Linked DNA regions of Homo sapiens: region 1 is linked to region 2. Evidence: chromatin contacts called from ENCODE Hi-C or POLR2A ChIA-PET data. All regions are on one chromosome and are shown on one strand. The core of a region is the stretch at or near the end of the contact, and the rest is flanking DNA. Distances in the headings are between cores, read along the strand shown.

What was found. A loop is a pair of places that touch in the nucleus more often than their neighbours do. ChIA-PET counts read pairs that join two places held with the same protein, here RNA polymerase II (POLR2A). Pooled maps may share reads with other maps.
Region 1: a pooled map shows a loop between it and region 2 (2.0-fold over the local background). The contact joins two enhancer-like sites. A Hi-C loop is called at or near these places in 1 of 168 maps with a recorded cell type or tissue (endothelial cell of umbilical vein) and 3 of 50 pooled maps. POLR2A ChIA-PET finds 5 or more read pairs at or near these places in 1 of 52 experiments (activated CD4-positive, alpha-beta T cell).

What each region holds. Positions count from the first base shown.
Region 1 is chr4:182,921,262-182,928,223 of GRCh38, reverse strand. No RefSeq gene overlaps it. Among named protein-coding and RNA genes, the nearest start is that of DCTD, 7.4 kb to the right of the region's middle. RefSeq lists a silencer at 2,659-2,861. Within about 2 kb of position 4,668, at least 3 of the 41 ENCODE cell types and tissues checked have a DNase peak (open chromatin) inside an H3K27ac peak, as active enhancers do.
Region 2 is chr4:182,601,259-182,607,966 of GRCh38, reverse strand. The region is part of intron 4 of TENM3 (teneurin transmembrane protein 3); the gene reads right to left. Among named protein-coding and RNA genes, the nearest start is that of DCTD, 310 kb to the left of the region's middle. Within about 2 kb of position 2,751, at least 2 of the 41 ENCODE cell types and tissues checked have a DNase peak (open chromatin) inside an H3K27ac peak, as active enhancers do.

The sequences.
Region 1 (6,962 bases), core at 3,419-5,918, 320 kb before region 2:
ACCTAGCAGAGAGACAGCTAGAAAAGCAGAAATGTGCTTTGCAGAGTCCTAGTCTCAGCATTGCCAAGCAGAGAATAAAAGGATGGGCTTGAAGCAGGAAGACAACAGTTAAATACCTGGCACAGTGTCCCTAGCTCAGTATGATCTTTGTGAGATTCATCCATGTGACATGTACCAGAAGTTCACTTATTTTTATTGCTAAATAGTATTCTGTTGTATTAATACACCATAATTTATCACTTTATTGTTGATGAACATTTGGGTTGTCTCAGTTTCTTGACTATGATGAACAATAATAGAAAGACGTTTCTTGGTGCGCATGTGTGCACGTTTCTGTGGGCCTATGTCTAGAAATGGAGGATGGGTCGCAGAGGATGCATATATTAAACTTCACTAGATCAGGCCAGTTGTCCAAAGAGATTCTGCCAATGTGTACTCCCACTAGGAGTGTAGTAGACTTGTCAGCTCCTACTCATTCACATCAGCTCTTGATGTCTTCAGTCTTAAATTCTAGGCATTCTAGCCAATCTGATAAGGATAGTGATATATCATTGTAGTTTTAATTTTCTTTTCCTGATGACCAATGACTCTGAGCACATTTCAAACACGTTTATCAGCCATTTTGTGCCCTCTTTTGTAAAGTCAAGTTTGTCAAGTATCTTGCAAACTTTTCTGTAGGACTGTTTCTTATTGATTTGTAGGAATTCTTTATATATACTGAAGATGTCTTTTATCATTTCCATAATATGCTCTTTCTTTGCTATAACTTACCTTTCCCATTCTCTCAATGAAAAAGAAAAGTTCTTTTTTTTTTGTAGACGGAGCCTTGCTCTGTCACCCAGGCTGGAATGCAGTGGCACGATCTCGGCAATGAACCCCATTAGTGAGGGCTCCATCCTCCTGAACAAGTCTGTGTTTCTTTTGCTAAATAGCCTAAGAGCTCATTGTAGAAATTGTTCTAAATTCTAGAGAAATAAGGCGGGTGTGGTGGCTCATGCCTGTGGTCCCAGCACTTTGGGAGGCCAAGGTGTGTGGATCGCGGGAGCCTAGGAGTTCAAGACTAGCCTGGGCAACATGTGAAACCCTGTCTGTACTTAAAAAAATACAAAAAATTAGCTGGGGATTGGAGACCCGGTCCTAGAAGCAATTCTTATTATATGTATTTCCCTATTGCTGAATGTGATTGGATATATGCCTGCAAGCTTTTAAATTTGTGTTTCCATGAATTTCTAATGGATTTCCTAAATGATAGGAAGCCCTGTGAATTTGGGACCTGTGCCTTCCATCTGATTCAGAAGTCTTTATAAAGTCCTAAATAGTAGTCTTCCTGGCACCACTGTACATATTCCTTAGTGCCAGATTGGTTTCCCACAGTGCTGTTTTCTGTCTTTCTTTGTCTTTGCTTGGCTCTTCCTAGAGAAGTACACATTAAATTTTCTTTTTCTAAAAAAAAAAAAAAAAAAGCATTACCATAGGGTGGATAGCAGGAGGAGGGCTGATGTCCACCGATGACTCCCAGTTCAACCTGGGCCACAGTCAGCTGTTTGGACTACTGAGGCCACCACGTACTGACTTGCAAACTGGGATTCTGGTTCCTCATCACAGGACTCGGCAAACTTGACAACTAACTGTTGCCTTGGCTGGCACAGGCCACTGTGTTTGCACGGCCTCCCTGCCCATGTTTGCATGGCCCTTGAGGGAAGGATGGTTTTTACATTGTTAAATGGTTGAAATGAAACCAAGAAAAGAACAATATTTTGAGGCATGTGAAAATTAGACGAAATTCACATTTCAGAGTCCATAAATAAAGTTTGGTTGGCTATAGCCACTCTCATTTGTTGATGTCCTTGACAGCTCTTTACAACAGCAGAATTGAGTAGATGCACACACACTGCAGAGACGCAGAGACCGTGTGACCCTCGAAGCCTAAAATCGTTACTCTCTGGTCCTTTACATGTAAAGTTTGTAAACCCCTGCCTTATCTGGGGGCCAAAAGAAAAAAAAGAGAGATAATGATTCCTACACCAGAAGGTTTTTGTGAGGATTGAATGAATACTAGTGATAAAATAAGAGACTGTACCTGGAATATGTGGGTGCTTCAGAAATGATTTCCTCCCACCAAGCTTAGCAGCTGGCTCTTATCACATTCCCTAAACAGTTACATTTACAGCCAAGGTGGCTTTGGATCACAGCACAGAGCTTCTGCATGTCACACAGATGGACAGGATAAATGTACCTCACCGTCTACTCAGAAATACCCTTCATGAATGAAACTCCTAGAAATCTGCAAGGATGAATTTAAACCTAAATGCTTCCCCATGAATTTGAGAAACCTCTAATATCCAGTCTAGAAATCACACAGCTGAGTTTAATAATTTATAAGTGTTTTATGGGTAGCAGCACAATAGTTGGGAAAGGCAAGTTGCTCATAAACTGTTCCCCCAGATCCAGGAGATGTAGATTGCAGTGGAAAGCGACTCTACCTTGCTTTCCAAAATTAATCTTTAAAAAAAAAATTGAACTTTTTAGAGGTAGGGTCTCGCTGTGTTGCCCAGGCTGGTCTCGAACTCCTGGGCTCAAGCAATCCTCTCTCTTCGGCCTCTGGAATAGCTGGGATTACAGGCTCGGCAACAGCCCTTTAATTCTAAATCCTCTCCCCAAGTGACTCCCTGCTTCAGATAATTTTATGTTCATATGGCCACTAGAGAGCACTTTGAGACTAACAAACTTTGCTCTGTGCGCCCAGGCCTCTGCTGCACCCTGGTCTCCTGAGGTGGAGGGGCTGTGTTCCGCTGCTGCGCCATCTAGCTACCAGCGGCGGCCTCCAAATGGCTATCAAGGCTGATGGATGCATTTTGTGAAGCTTAGTGACCTGTGGTAGTGATAATGAAGTATTCTGAAGCTCAGATAACATTTTATTCTGTCACTATGGTTTTCTGACTTTAGTGACATCACCTAATTTGTACTGCTTTGCCGCGTGTTTCTCAGGCAAGCATTTCAGCCAGGGTCCCAGTTTCCTTATTGCTCCTACTCCCTTCTGTCAGATTGAATTTCTCTCAAAGAGAAAATATTGCTTGATATTGATTCCAGTGCACAAGATAATTTCAGGTTCTCACTCTATAGTTCATCCAGGGGCCCTGTTTAAAATCTTGAAGAGGTTTTCCAAGGCTAAGAGGCACAGTTCAAAAGAACAGTTCTTGAATGTGTTTAAAAGACCCTTGGCTACATTTTCTGATGTTTCATCAGCAGCTTGCACTGATACACTTTCCATTGCTATTACAACTGAACCATATCATAGGGAGCTGTACCAGCAAGACCATCAAGTTTTCTAAAAAGCTATAAAGCTTTCATGTTTTCTGGCCTATTTCTTACTGTGCTCTTAAAAATGTTTAGCTTCTGCCGAGCCAAATGTGTACCTCCAAAGGCAGACGCAGTGAAAAACTCTTCAAGTATCTCAGTGACTGCTGCAATATCTGTATATACAGCAGGAGGATGATTCTGTTTGGATGGAGGAAGGGGCAGTTCTCTGTGGTGTGCCCTGTGAATGAATCACACCGCCCTTCGGCGAGGCCCGTCAGCACTGGGGTCCAGCTACGGATGTAGAAGGAGAATCCACTTTCCTGACCACTGCTTATGAGCACTCCCCAGAGCCATTCCATTCTGGTATCATTGTTTGCATCAAGGAGAAATCAAAGTCATCAGTTCTAGCCCTGACTCCTCAACAGGTGGAGGCATTTATAAGGAGAGGTTTTCAGGGGATTTCTTTGAGGTTTTCAAAAATCCTAAATAATTTCTCCCTCTTTTGAATGACACTTGACTTTCAAGTAAAGAATATGCCTGCATGTGAAATGTCAGTTCTGTCTAATAATAACCTGCTTAATGTGCCACTGAAATCGCTAATCGAATTTGCCACCATTTTAATAAAATGAAGTTCTTTTCCTCTGTCCTGGCGCCTGGCTCCTAGAAGCTGGTTAGAACGGTCAGACTGTTACAAACAAAACGGATGGCTTCATAAGGAAATTACACTCTAAAATGTAAACTCACTATCTCGCTCTTTGCCGACACACGTCGTTGGTACTTTGCCATGAGAATAGCAAGGAAGTGAACAGGCTACTAACCAAGACTTTCAAGAAATATACTTCTCTAGGTTTCACAGGGAGCCATGAATATGAAAACTTAACGGAGTGGAAGGCAAGATAAGGAGTTTCCATGGGGACATGTGCATTATTGAGTAGATATGGCTAGTTTTCAGCAGCCAGACTTAGTTTTTAGCTATCAGTCTCTAACCCAGACCAAGCCACCTTCTTCTCCAGTCCTGGAGGGTGTACCACATGCTCCTGTTTCTTTATTTCATGTGATGCTTTTTTGTGTGTGGGTAATATGATGGTCAAACTTTATCTGAAAGGCAATGTTATCCCTGGGATTTCAACACGGGTCGAATAGTACAAAGCAGAAAGATTATCTACATGTGCATGTATGCATGTTTCTTTGACTGAAATTCCATGGTTCTTGGGGGCTACAATTTTGTTAAGGACATATGAACATTTAATATTTAGTGAATGCAAAGAAATGGCACTGACTCTGCCTTGTCTGGGCTTTGTTCCAGAAACCAATACAGATGGAGTCTTCTCCCTAGCTAGTGCAAGGCTCCGGTTAGGGCAACCTCTCATACTTAAGGCTGCGATGCTAGTAATTCTGCCTGAGCTCTCGCTCCATATGCAGGCTCCCATTCCTTGCAGCGAGTGTATCTCGCACTCCTTCCAAAACAGAAACTGGGGTATAAACACAACTGAATATTGTGCTAAGTGGAAGTAATAATAAAGGGAACAGGAAAACCCCTGCCTTTATAACCTACTTCCTAGGTGGGAAGAAGGGGCTTTTTTAGGTAGAAGACACACACACACACACACACACACACACACACACACAATCATATTCTGCTTTGGGACAGCTCTCTTTTATTGTTGTCTTACATCGCCACTTAACCACTGAATCTTGGGTAACCTATTATGTAGTTTGATCTTCTCTCCGGCAAAGAGAGGGAGAAGACTGATGCGGCTTTCTTTACGCCCCTCGAAAGCTTGGCAGAGTGCCTTCCACAGAGAGGCTCAATAAACAGTTGTGTTTTGATTCATGGACTGCAAAGCTGGACATGAGCAGTGTGGCATGAGGAAATCTCACCAGAGCAGCCGTGTGAATGGGAGCGAGCCAAGTCATCTTTCTGGGCCACTATTTCCTCATCTGTAAAAAGAAGGGGCTGGACTCAATGATTGCTAAGGTCACTTCCCAGCTCTGTAAATTCCATGCTTTTAAAAAATGCTCGGATCCTGAAAGAAGACCATCTTCTTGGGTTTGCAGACGAAACAGCCCGGGGTGTATTTATGTTTGACCTCCTACCACATTCTGACTTTCTACTCTAATGAATCCTGGTTTATTCTTCACTGAAATGGCTCGGCTCCAGGAGCCCTTGGTGTGATTCTAACACAGTGTAGATATCGATTTTTCTTGCAGGTTAGTGGTTACTGTAACCACCACACTATTAGATCTCTCTCATTCTCTTAGGGATGATTTCATGAGGGCCGTTCCACTCCCTTTGGTTGATATTTAACTCAATCCAGGGCTAATTTGAAGATAGCATTACTAGGATCATGCTTCATGGCTGAGAGCTCCCTACCTTGTATCACTTCAAGTTGTCTATCAAACACTGCAGCAGACAGAGGTTCATCAGAAATGGGGCCTTTGGAGAACTCTGGCCTCGGTACTGCCTTGTTGCTCTCTGTCAGCTCTTGAATCAAAGCTTTGAATTGCTTACTGTGAACAGTGTCAACAGTCATTCACATAGGATAGGGTTCCTCCCTTATTTTGTTTGCTCCTGACTGTGGAAGATGACTTTTTCCCTCATGGCATTAACAACAGATTGTTGTTGTGGTAGGATCACAGGTGTTATCTTCAATATACACATACATGGTGTGCCACAATACTAAAATGTTAATTTGATTCGCGCCTTCTCCTTTCAGAGGTTCACACCCAGTGAGCTTTCCAGTTAGCTGAGGGAAGGCGCAACACGTCAGGCAGGTTATGATGGCCATTAGCTCCCAACTACAATTTCACAGGGACTTTCATTTACAATGGTTCTTAGGCATTCACCTTGCTACACCAGTTAAAATACACACTGCAAAATGAGTGGTGACTCTGATGTCAATAAAGAATTCTATATCCAGAACCGTAATACCTTGTTGATTACCCTTTAGGAGGTTCCTTGGTGACCCCAGCGTAGAGGGTGTAATTTAATGAAATCATTAACATTTCTATAAAGCCAACAATCTGATACATTCTCTTCAGGTTAGGCACTTTCACAGAATAGCGTAAGTGACTGTTCCACATGAAGCATTATCTTTTCTTGTACAACACTGAAAGCTTACATGCTGCTTGACAAATGTGAATTTTAAAAAGTAAGAATGATTGGCACTTGGTAACTTACACAGAAATAGAAAGTGGTACGAGAAAATTGCCCATTTCTTTTAGATTTAATATGTTTTTTTTTCTTTTAAGAAGCAATAAGACATGTAATTTCCATCCACTTCAACCAGTTGTGTATGAAAGAGGCTACAAGTTCAGCTCTGTAGAAGCAAAGAAGTCATGGGGAGAGGCATCACACCAGGAAAGAGGAGACAGCCTTCCCCTCCGCCTTCAGCTCTGCTGTACGAGAGATGGTCATTTTCAGGCCAAGCCCCAAATCCTAGGACTGAGATCCATGCCTCCTTAAAATGATACTGTTCACTCTTGTTTCCCTGACCCACCAGCCCCAATGTCTCACTTATCAAATGTCTCTCCAGGTCTATGAATTGCAAGGAGAAAAAGGAGGCGGATAGGGAAGTAGAACCAGAGTTCACAGACAAAGACTTCTCTCTATGAGTTAGATGCTCCAAACAATTTGGCATAGAACAATGATTTTCTATTAA
Region 2 (6,708 bases), core at 1,502-4,001:
ACCAGAGTAAAGGCACAGATTACCTTTTACACTGTTCACGTTCAAAAAAGTGTGATTCAAAATGTGTTAGAAGTAATTAACAATTCATTTCTACAGGTACCATGAAAATTAAGATGATCATGTGTGAACATTTTATATAGATTACGGTTATCCAAAGCCAAACATTATCAGAATATACAGTATCTGCAATTTATTGAAATTACGCTTTCAATATCACTTAAGGACTATAGCAAATGATTAATGCATACTTTCTTGGTGTCTTAATTGCTATTAAAAAGAAACTGGTTCACTCCAATTAAACAAAATAACACTCCCACTCTATTGTACAGTACTTTTATCATGCACAAAAGACTCTAAAGCGTTCAATACCTTAAATAAAACTGGGGTCTCACTTCTGAGTGATGTGAAGACAATGCATCTATGAAGGCTTTTATTGATTCATTCCAAACATTTATTACTTTAGTTAATTAAATGTTTCAAGGATATGAATAGTTGCCTTTCATTATTATTTGAAGATTTTTTTTCTTCTCAAGAACAAAATTAACAGTCTGGGCGTTCCTACCTACAAAAATCCACCTACTTTTTGTTAAGCGACGGGAAGAGTGAGAAAACTAAGAGATTTTAATCTAGTAAAATTAACCATGGTTTAATTTCATGTTTAGCCTACCTAACACATAAAGATAAATTAGACAAAAATATCTCAGTTAAGACAAATGCTTTTCTTATTGTTTGGAGAGATGAGAGCTACTTTATGATGAAAGGTATTAACCAATGAGGTGCCCTTCACAATGGCTGCTATTACCATTTGGTAATTATTTTAAAAACATTTACGGAACACCTAGCATGTGCCACGTGCTCCACTTACTTTATTTCATTTCACACTTATAAATCATTTTGAGTAGGTATTATTATTGCATTGGAAACTGACTTCACATTTAAATATGTGACCTCACATTTAAATAGTTAGTGAAAATGGTGGATGCAGGATTACAAACCAGGTCTCTAAAGCATATGCTTTTCTCATGACGCTAAACTGTGATTTGTATCCCTACTATATCCACCAGGTTTTAATTAGAATATATATCAATACTGACTCCTGAGAATGACCTTCATTTGAGAGCTGCTATTGGTCTAGAACCTTCTTTCACATTTTAATTATTGGCGTGACGCCCACTAAACAATCAAGTTGAGGCTACAGCATTACAAGTGGTTAATAATAATCTCACATTAAAAAATAGGGCTTTTACTCTCACTTATCTTAATAACCATCTTTGAAACTTTATCTCAAACTTTCCTAGAATGAAGCCTCTACTTCAGCCTGAGAGAATGGTTTTGGAAACCCAAACTGTAATGCTGCTGGAGACACAGAGATGTTTATTCTTTGAGTAAATTCAGGACCATATTTTATATACGCTACCTTTTTTTTTTTTTTTTTTTTTTTTTGAGACAGAGTCTCCCTCTGTCGCCCAGGCTGGAGTGCAGTGGTGAGATCTTGGCTCACTGCAACCACTGCCTCCCGGGTTCAAGAGATTCTCTCACCTCAGCCTGCCAAGTAGCTGAGATTACAGGTGCCCACCACCCCGCCTGGCTAATTTTTGTATTTTTCGTAGAGACGGGGTTTCACCATGTTGGCCAGGCTGGTCTCAAACTCCTGACCTCAGGTGATCCACCCGCCTCGGCCTCCCAAAGTGCTGGGATTACAGGCGTGAGCCACCACGCCCGGCCTGCTACCTCTTGTTCTCTTGATATTGTGATAAGTGTTCTCTTGAAACTCTGAGAAGAAAATTAAGACAAATATTTTAAGTATTATTTTAGGAGCTACATATTTTGGAGGCCAATAGAAGCTTTTTCTGCGAAGGGGGTCAATAAAAGTTTAAATATTTGCTCTAAGTTAGCAATAGAAACTATTAGAAATGTTCAAGTCTGGAGCCTTACCTGCATTCAACCTGCCTTTCTCGTTTGATTTCTTATTCTTATTTATCTAAGGCATAAGAAAATTTGGACTTAAAATTAACTTTACTCTTGGAAATAAAACTTAGTGTGGTAATCACACGTCCCTCTTTGCCTGGTACAGCTATCAGTTTATGCTGCAATTCCAGGGTAACTGTTGATATGGCCCCTTCTCACTCTGCAAGTGTCCTGGCTTTAGTAATGAACTATATGGTCACCACAGAGCTTAGGCACTGAATTAAGCTTACAATAGCTTCCTCAATTATCCTCCTCTCTCTGAGACAAAGGTTTTTTTAGCCAGGGCTTGAAATAGGCCTTAAATATTAACAGCACACAGCAAATTCTTGAACTTTATATCTCCCTCTTCATGTTTCTTCCCATTCTCACAAATAAACAATATCCCTTCCTAGTCCTCTTAAGAAATACTAAGTTATAAAAGGTGCCATATTTTAAGAGACTTAGAATCCAAGTGATTTTTTACTATTCATTAGTATATAATTTAAGTTGACTTTCCCTTTTTTTTTTTTTTTTAAATAAATGATGATGGTGAAACTTTAAGAATTTCCTACCATTGGCCCAGGTCCAATTTTGAAATTTTTGTTAAGTAACCTTAGGTTCTTCATTTTTGGACCTCTTTTCCATATTCAGTAATATTCCTTTTCCCCACAGGTACCCTGTGTCTCCCCAAGCTGTCTTTAACAAAAGCATATGGCATCAGCATCAGTCAGTCAACCTTAGTCATCGAGCTACCTTCCCAGGCATATTTTACTTGAAGTTGTATCTTTAATTACGGAGGATTCCACTACTTACTACCTCACTAATGGTAGTTTATTAGTTATCAGTAAGTGGGTGGAGGTTAATTCTTCAGCTGGGAAAGGTTTCCTCTGGGGCAGGAAAGCTACCCCATATAGGATGCAGACACACGTCAGCAAGGCTGACTCAGACCCGGTGTGTGTATGACTGTTTTTACCTTCCCTACAACCATTTTAAAGAAGATAAAAAGAGAAAAAAGTATCATATCTTAGTTTAGTAAACAATATCTCTGTTTAGGTATTCTGTTTTTTTAACGACGTTAACAATTGATCTCACATTAATGCGGCTCAAGACATCTCAATATTGAAATAAAAAATGCACTAATAAAGAGGCAATTTAATATGCAATTTCATACATTAATAATTAGCAAAGCATTACTGAACTAGAAGGTAAAAAGCTATGGGAACATAACTAATGAACTATCCATGCCAAAGTAGGCTTCATAATAAAACAAGACTTTAATAAATCTTTTATTAAATGGCTACAAATGAACCGTTTTGTTAACATCTAATAGGTAACTACTAAGCTGTTTAATTCACGTATATAAATGAGGAACTTGCAGGCAATTAACTTTACAGTTGCTGAAGGACAAGGCTTCTCAATGAGAGTTACTGTACCATACCTTTAAGTGCTGCTGCTGTACTGGGCCAATTCTAAGCGTTTGCTCAGCTGCTCTGTATTCTTGTAGCAGCTATTATTACATACTGAAGCAGCTGAAGTATAAAATAAACAAAGGGCAAGCTATAGGCTCTCCAATGCCCTAAAAGTGAATAATCCAAAGTATAACAAATAGTGAGCTCAAAGAAAAGGAATTTTCAGGAAAATTGTAAGCAAGCACTTGGTATTATACATAGGGACCGATTGTTAATAGGAAATGATGACATAATAAGGAGATGCTTATGAACTGCAAAGGCATTTTTGGATCTCAGTGTGACTCTAGGAGATCTGAAAGTCACTGGAGATTATAGACCAGAAGTATTCTATTCACTGAGTGGGAATGTACAGTACACAGTCACATTGATTGTCTCCAGCAGGAGCAAATGTTAAATTCATTAGAGAAAGGAAATAAACATTTTTATGGAAGCAAGAAACTGCCTGGTGAAAAAGAATGCTTTTGAATAAATCAAAATGATAGCTATACTGAAACATATAGGACAAAGTAGAAAATCCTTTTATGCCTTTTCCAGCAATTCACATAAACTGTAAGTCTACAAATCACTGAGATTTTCAAGGGTTATTACATGCCATTTTGTAACCAATTACTATCAATTTGTGCTGAAAAGAGAAAAGGGGGAGGAACTAAGAGAAAAATATAGAGATTCTTATTTATTCGTAACTGAATTTTAAACTTCATAGCTTATAACCTTTAAGTGGCAGTTTCAGAAAAAGTGAGAATTAGCAAAATCGGTGTGTGTGTGTATATATATATATATATATAAATAATTGCCAAAGATGAAACAATACACTAGATTAAAAAATAGTTAAAGGCAGACACAAGTCTGGATAAAGTTGTTAATATAGCTGAAACTGAGTCTGAGAATCATACTCAATAGGGAACCTTAACTAAAAGAAGGAAAAATCAATGATAAATAAGACTGGTTCTTCACCTCCAGAGTTCCAACCAAGTGAGACTATTAAAGAAACCACAGTAGTACTGTGTCGGTACAGTGTGAGATTTTCACATCACTGCTTAGCTTCACTCACTGAGTACTGCAAGTTGAAATATCATTTCTTTTGATTAGCGACACTGTAAGATGTGAACTTTGGATAACGAGAAAACAACAAAACTATACTGCAGATTAAAATTTGTTAGTGTAACAACAAATTTTTAGATTAATTATTCTGTATATTTATTAGTGAGATCATATCAGCGGTTGATTTCCTCCCTGAAACTCATAAAACTGTATAATATTAATTCCATTGATGATTCATTAATGGCATTACTTTGAAATGGAAGAAAATCTCAGTAACTACTCACCATGGGAGTGATTTCTTATATGGTCTGAATATAGAGAAACCAGCTACAATTTCACATATGGCTACAGTGGATTTTCTTCTAACCAACTACTTTCTTTCTTTAAAGTCTCATCAATCAAAATTTCCAGTGCAATAAGACGAATAACAAGAACGCATCTTACTCTTCTCAAAATTATTCCAAATTCACTGGAAGACATGGTTTCACGGAATGCTAACTCTCCTACTGACAGTTTTTGAGGCTTTTGTGTTTTATAACATCACTAAAATTAAACACGTTTCTGAGGATTTAATTTGACATATTTCATAAATATTTGTCAAAACAATTATTGTCAACTACAATGTAATATCCATATTCAATCTGATGACTCAACTGGAAAATTACTTTTTTCCTAATAAATTTTTTCCAAATGACAATAGTGAATCGGTGTTGATTAGCTGTTCAGTGTGTGCTAATTAATTACACTGGGTAAATTTACGTCTGTGCTAATAACCTCAGGAAAAAAAAATCCGTATACATGACTGTGTCTTAAGTGAAGAGAAATCTGCTGTTTGCCTATTTTTCCTGTTCTTTCTCTTCCTAATTTCTCCCAGAAGAATGTTCAATAATACAAAATAAACAATAAAACTCAACTACTCGTGGCTGATATGGATAAAAAGATAAGAGTTCTTTAGAACCTTGTTCTTAGGTCAAGAGTAAAAGAAAACACAGAAAGACTTTCATTGTTGACAACTAACTGTGGGGACCTCCTGCTAGCTCATCCTCAAGGCAGAATGGGTTGAGACCATATACCTAATGGTGAGAAATAGCAATGTATTCATTGTGAGACACTTTGTTCACCCAGAAGCTAATTTAAATCCTAATGTTAACCGGAAGCTCTAGGGCAGGACATTTTGGGGGACAGTCTCTCAAGGCGTCAAGAGCTCTCTATTTTCTGGCTTTTCTATGGTGATAACTCTTTTTCTCCAAGCCTAACGGAAACCCTGGGGCAGAGAAGAAATAAAGAATAAGAGGAATGTTGGGGGAACCTCCCCGCAAAGCTGCCAACAGAAGACCAATAAGGTAAGACACCACTGTTGGTTGTGCAATACATAATTACAAGGAGACAGTGACTGTTACGCTCCTGTCCAAAGAAAGAAGGCGAAATTTTATATGCCAGGAGATCCTGAATAATGAAATGGATTAGCTCAAAACAGCTTTCGCTGATCATACTTTTGTATGAGCAGTTTACCACTTGTCAGCCAGCCTTTGCGAGAAGTCCTAACTTTGAACCTTAATGAAACACTATGCTATGTGTACAGAGAAGGACCATTAAACTGCTGAAGCCTCTAGAAGACTGAGAAGCTCATGGGCCATCATGTATGAATCAGGGCAAAATTGTTTTGTATAGTTGCAGACTACTAGTTGTACGGTTACAGTCAGAGGATGGAAGTTTCAGGGATGGAGATTTCAGTTCATTGTAGGGAAAAACTTCCTAATAGAACTGTGTCAGGATGAATGGATTGTCTTAGGAAATAATCCTGCAAGGAACTTTAGAGAGTAGGTCCTATCTCCCTCATACTGCAAGAAACTACAATATCCTTAACAAACTGTCATCTGATTTGTGCTTAAGTGTTATATTCATAGTGGGGCTCCACTATGAATATATGATGTAATGAACAAAATATAGTCTGAGAAAGTACAGAGGTCTAGAACCAAGAAGATGCCAGACATGTCCACTGAATCAAACTACATGCAACTGAGAATAACATTTTACATCTCTGTCCTTTTCTCCACATGCCTGATAATTTGTAGATAAGAAAAAAACAAACAGTGGTAAGGGAAAGTTTCACTGAAGTAATTTATTCTCATCTCTTGTAGGCAACAAACTGTGTGAAAAGAATAGGCACATTCACTGACCCAGCAACTAAAAAAATCACAACAATCTGGAACTGCTTCTTAGAGAAGAAAAAAGAAAACACAACAACAAC